2 separate regions of the Homo sapiens genome follow, and region 2 is linked to region 1. A link is a loop called in an ENCODE intact Hi-C map of the cell type or tissue named here. Cell type or tissue: dorsolateral prefrontal cortex. All regions are shown on one strand. Each heading gives the region's core, and the rest is flanking DNA. Links, peaks and the distances in the headings are about the cores only.

Region 1 (2,908 bases), core at 230-2,729:
GGCATGGATACAGGAGACCTGAAACCCTCAAGCCTCCCAGCACCATTGCAAAAACCAAGGATGAGGGGTGGGAAGGGGGAATGAGGAGTTATGGCAGAAAGCCTTGCCTGAGGAGGGTGTCTCGGTTGGATGTAAAATGCAACATGGGGGTTCCTGACACCAAGACTGAGGGGATGCTCAACACTGTCTAGGAAGAAATGTTTTCTTGGCTCTGGGAAGAATCAGCCATGGAAGTTTACTCCTAAGGGGTGTTTGGGAGCCTAGGGTGTCCATAACAGAATTTATGTCATTAGGGTCGCCCCTTGCTGAACGCCACAAGCATGGCGCTTTGCAGTTCTCAAAGACAAGGCAGCAGGATGAGCACCTCTGAAGTGGCCCCTGGATGACAGCCCTGGCTCCACCACTTTTAGTAGTAAAATCTGGGGCAAAATATATTAATCTGCGCCTCAGATTCCTCAAGCATAAAAGGATAGTGACAGCACCCACTTCATAGGGTGATTGTGAAGATTAGAGGCCAATTATGTGCTGTACCTGACTTACAGTAGGTGCTAGCTATTAAGTGCTGGTTGGTACTGCTATTATTGTTTGCAATCTGATATGTTAAGAGGAATAACCATGAAAAGAATCTTAAAGCAGGGGTTTGGGAAACTGTGGCCCTTGAGCCAAATCTGGCCTGCTGCCTGTTTGTGTGAAGTTCTGTTGAAACAGCCATGCCCATTTAGGTAATGTCTATGGTTATTTTCCCACTATAAAGGCAGCGTTGAGTAGTTTAGTTGCAACAGAGACTGTATGGCCCACGAAGCCAAAAATATGTACTATCCAGCCCTTTATAGAAAGTTTGCCGACCTCTGATTTAAGGGAATGAATGGATTGAGTGACGTCTATGCATGGCTGTTCTGGGCTTGATCCCGAACCTCCCTCCAGCCTCACTTGGGAGAAGTCTCTCGTCCTACACAGCACCTCCCTTAGAATGACACTGGGAGAGAAGACTATAGGACACATTGGGTGGGGAGCACTCGCAGCACCTCTTGGTAGGCTGAAAAGTTGTTTCAGGGACTCCCCGGGCCATGGGAAAGTGGAGACGGCGCTGAAAACCTGGCATCACTATTCTGGGCTGCAGAGAGCCAGCATGCAATGGGATGCCTGGAGGCGAAGCTTTTGTTTAGCACATACATTAATAAACACAGGAGGTCACTCCTTCGTTCCACTTCATGAACCTCCCTCAGTCTGGAGTGCAAGGCAATTCTGCTATCGACTGATTAGCAGGTGGTGTCAGAATATATAAGGGATCAACAAGGCGGAAGCATGTCATGGCGATTTACTGCTTCCTAGAAATCCAAGAAGTAAACAGATTCAACCCAAGGTGGAGTGTCACTGACTCGCAGAAACTCTGGGCTCATTTTCTAAGCAAAGGCCTGGACTTAGCACATCCCATCAGAAGCCAAGACCCCAAGCCCAGGGTAAGGTGTTCATATAGGGAGTTGTATTTCAATCGTGGAAAAGGTACAGGATAGCTATGAGCCTTTTTATGAGTGTAGGATTTAGTTTAACAGCCACAGACAGCATTTTCTGGACAACAGATGTAGAGAGAAACTATGCCAGTTGAGAAGAGTTTAATCAGAATTATCTTCTTTTTTTTTCTTTTTTTGAGACAGAGTCTTGCTCTGTCGCCCAGGCTGGAATGCAGTGGCGCCATCTCGGCTCACTGCAACCTCCTCCTCCAGGGTTCACACCATTCTCCTGCCTCAGTCTCCTGAGTAGCTGGGATTACAGGTATGTGCCACCACGCCCGGCTAATTTTTGTATTTTTAGTAGAGATGGGGTTTCATCATGTTGGTCAAGCTGGTCTCCAACTCCTGACTTTGTGATCTGCCCGCCTCGGCCTCCCAAAGTGTTGGGATTACAGGTGTGAGCCACTGCGCCCAGCCTATCTTCATTCTATTCCATACATCAACTGCTTTTGTTAACCCATCATAGCTCTGCCCTTCAGCTTTCTGTGCATATTGGTGGGGGATCAGGTGCTTAGAGCTATTTCTGTGGTCAATGTGCATGTTTAGGGCAGCAGAGAAATCAGTTTGATTCCTTCCACCTGTGACTGACCCTGTACAGGCAGTGAGACTGATGAGCCTCATTGGCTTCACTTTAAGAATGGCAGAAGGACACTGGCTTTGGCTGCAGTAGTTTTTTGGGCCTCAGGAAGTCATGCACGTGTTCCAGAAGGGGCACAGCACCAAAGCTAACTCTGGCAGAGACTGATTATACACACAATCCCCTAACCAAGGCTTGGCAAATGAGGCATGGCCTCTCCAGTCAAATCCAGCCTGCCATTTCTCTGTGTAAATAAAGTTTTACTAGAACAGGTACAGTGCTCATTTATGTGTCTTCTGTGGATGTTTCTGCATTGTGAGGGGAGAGCTGAATAATTTGTAGTAGACCATATGGCCCACAAAGCCTAAAATCTTCTACAGGAACTTTTCAGACCCCACCCTAGATGAGAGGATGGTGCATCAGAGCATAGTTTGCATTGGACCAGGACATACAAAAGGGGCAGGATTTCAGTCATTTGGGGGCGTTTTTTAGACTTAGGGGCCAGTTAGGATTTCTGGCTTGGGCAGCACAGCCAGTGATACAGTTAACCAATAGTAAATGCAGACAGTACATTTTGGGGAAGGAGGAAGGACTAAAAAGAGTTTTGCTTTAGATTCGTTTAGTTTGCAGTCTCTGAAACCTCTGGTTTAGGTGCCTGGAAAGCAAGGAGGGAAATGCAGACTTGGAGCTCTCTCCTCTGTTCTCATCGAATTTTCTACAATCAGCTACCAAAACTACTACTTCCCACTGCTAGTTGGTAGGCTTCAATTCTGAGGGCAGAAGTTACATCTTCCTGACTTTTTGGCTATTAATCCCTCTG
Region 2 (2,908 bases), core at 292-2,791, 1.3 Mb before region 1:
AGTTTTTTGGTCTATAAAATGTGGATAAGAGGTGTTCCTATGTCCTCAGGTTGCTGTGAGGATTAAAGGAGATAAACTTGTTGGGGGCTTAACCCAATACTTGCCATACAGTAGGCACTCATTAAATGACAATGGTGAGGATGGGTACTCCATCAATAAAAGCAGTATCAACACTAAAATAGTAATAATAGCACCTAACATTTATTAACCTATTTGATGCCCACAGGTATCTATAAGGTAGGCAAATTATATTTCCATGTTACAGATGAAGCAATGGAAGCACAGGGGTTGAGTCGCTTTGCCCAGGGTCACACAGCTAAGAAGTGGCAGAGCTGAGGTTTGAACCCAGACATCCTTGTTCTGGAATCTGTGCTCTTAACCTTTACCCACTATTGCCTTACTACAAAGCATATTCAAAGTTTGCAGATTCTAGGCTGGGTGTGGTGGCTCATGCCTGTAATCCCAGGACTCTGGGAGGCTGAGGTGGAAGAACTGCTTGAGGCCAGGAGTTTGAGACCAGCCTGGGCAACAGGGCAAACCCCATCTCTACCAAAAATACAAAAATTAGCCCAGCTTGGTGGCGCATGCCTATAGTCCCAGCTACTCAGGAAGATGAGGTGGGAGGATCACTTGAACAGGGAGGTGGCGGCTGTTACTCCAGCCGGGCAACAGACCGAGACACTGCCTCAAAAAACAAACAAACAGCCCACGAAGTTTGCAGATTCTCTCAGAAAGGAGAGGAGTAATTGTTGTCATTTTTTGGGATAATGAAACGGAGGCTCAGAGAGATATAGTGACTTGCCCAAGGCCACACAGCTCAAGAAAGGCAGTGCTGATTTTCTTGCCTGGCGCCTCTGACTCCAGGGCCAGAGTCTGAGTGGAAGCATCAGGGGCTCCACTCACTTGGACAGGGAGACACCACCGGGCTTGCCAATGAGGTCTTCATGGTGGAGGACAGCGTCGCTCCAGGCGATGCCGAGGAAGTCGAGGATGAGCTTGAGTGAGCGCCTGGGGTGCAGCACCAGCTGCTCGTAGTACACAGGCAGGCACTTCTCCTTGCCTACCTCCATGCACTGGGCGTACATCACCTCGATGGCCTTGTTCCACTTGGTGAGGCAGTCACGGTAGCTGCTGAGGTCAAAGCCCGCAATGGTGACTTTGCGCGTGATCATGGAGTGCACGGAGGCCCGGCCGTCCCGCACCATCAGCAGGAACTTGGAGTTGGGGAACAGGCGCGACAGGTAGACCGAGGACTTGAGCGTAAATGGGTCCTTGTTGCAGAGCACGCGGGCCGGCTCTCCGTGCTTGGCAATCACCTCCAGGATGAAGGCCTGCATGGCGGCGTCCAGCACCTCATCCGTCACCCCCGCCTCATCCAGCCGCAGCTTCTCACGGCCAGACTTGGACCAGGCCTGGCGCATGGCCAGCACGCGCGGGATGATGCGGGTCTCCTCGCCGCAGCGCACCTCGGGGTGCGCGTCCAGCATGGCGCGCATCAACGTGGTGCCACTGCGAGGCACGCCACCCACGAAGATGAGCGGCATGGCCTTGCCATAGCGGTATTCCACGTGGTTGGTGCCCACCATCACCAGCTCCTCCTGCTCAGGCCGCATGGCCCCCCGGGGGCTCCGCAGGCCCGCCAGCACCGCCCGGCACTCTAGCACCTGCTGTCCCAGCTGAACCGCCAGCACCAGGACCAGGGCGCAGCCGGCTGCCAGCAGCACCCTCCGCACCGACAGGCGCATGCTGGGCCGGAGGCAGGGTAGGCCTGGCCTGAGGGCCCGCTTCTGGGGCTTCAGCGACAGGTTAGCGGGCAGCCCGCCAGGCTCACATCTGGGGAGAGAGGGGGACATGCATAGTCAGGGAGGTCTGTGAGCTGTGAGCTCTCCAATAACTGCAAAGCCCTATAACTGCAAACAAGAGGCTGCTGACATGAATGCAGAGGGCACCTTTCATAAGCACTAGCTGTGTGCCTGGCACCCTGCTGGGCACTTTTTTCAATTTTTTTTGTTTTTTTAAAGAGATGGGGTCTCACCATGTTTCCCAGGCTGCTCTTGAACTCGTGGGCCTGGGTGATCCTCCTACCTGTCTCCCAAAGTGATGGGATTACAGGCATGAGCCACCCGGTCCAGCGGATCATGAGGTCAGGAGATCGAGACCATCCTGGCTAACACGGTGATATCCCATCTCTACTAAAATACAAAAAATTAGCTGGGCATGGTGGCGGGCGCCTGTAGTCCCAGCTACTCGGGAGGCTGCGGCAGGAGAATGGCGTGAACCTGGGAGGCAGAGCTTGCAGTGAGCCTAGACTGCGCCACTGCACTCCAGCGTGGGCGACAGAGCGAGACTCCGTCTAAAAAAAAAAAAAAAAAAGGCTGGAGTGCATTGAGTGGTGAGAGATCATAGCTCACTGCGGCCTCGGACTCCTGGGCTCAAGCAATCCTCTGCCTCAGCCTCCCAAGTACCTGGGACTACAGGCACACACCACCGCACCTGGCTAATTTTTAGAAACAGGGTCTCGCTTCAAGTGATCCTCCCGCCTCAGCCTCCCAAAATGATGGGATTACAGGCATGAGTTACCCCATCTGGCCCAAGAATATTAGTGATTTCTATCATAATCATTGGTTATTTACTTATTCCAACATTTAATGAGCACCTGCTATGTGCTGGGAGCCTCAGCCTCCAAAGTCTACTCTTACCATGGACCTGTGCCTGAGAGAGATTGATGGGTTCTACCTGCGTAGGTGAGGGAAGGCCTCCTGCAGGAGGTAGCCTTCATGCAGAATTTTCAGTGGTGGGTAGGAAACAGGCAGGTGGAGAAGGGAAACAAGGATGTTACCAGCAAAGGGAATAGCCAGCGCAGAGCCACAGGCAGGAAAGGATGCAGCACGACTGGGGAACTGCAAGT

The links. Peaks named below come from ENCODE experiments on the same cell type or tissue, not always from the same donor. Only the 100,000 strongest peaks of a DNase experiment are listed, where the experiment ranks them.
Region 2: it touches region 1 in a loop (13-fold over the local background); 1 of 110 quality-filtered maps calls a loop at or near these places.

Annotation. Positions count from the first base shown.
Region 1 is chr22:27,845,871-27,848,778 of GRCh38, forward strand. No RefSeq gene overlaps it. Among named protein-coding and RNA genes, the nearest start is that of MN1, 46 kb to the left of the region's middle. In dorsolateral prefrontal cortex, for the core only: no CTCF peak of the experiment used is centred there; no DNase peak of the experiment used is centred there.
Region 2 is chr22:26,539,886-26,542,793 of GRCh38, forward strand. It overlaps TPST2 (tyrosylprotein sulfotransferase 2), which reads right to left. Exons shown (of 7, transcript NM_003595.5): 3 at 904-1,833. The coding sequence starts at 1,745. Among named protein-coding and RNA genes, the nearest start is that of MIR548J, 14 kb to the right of the region's middle. RefSeq lists an enhancer at 1,460-1,961. In dorsolateral prefrontal cortex, for the core only: no CTCF peak of the experiment used is centred there; a DNase peak (open chromatin) is centred at 1,365.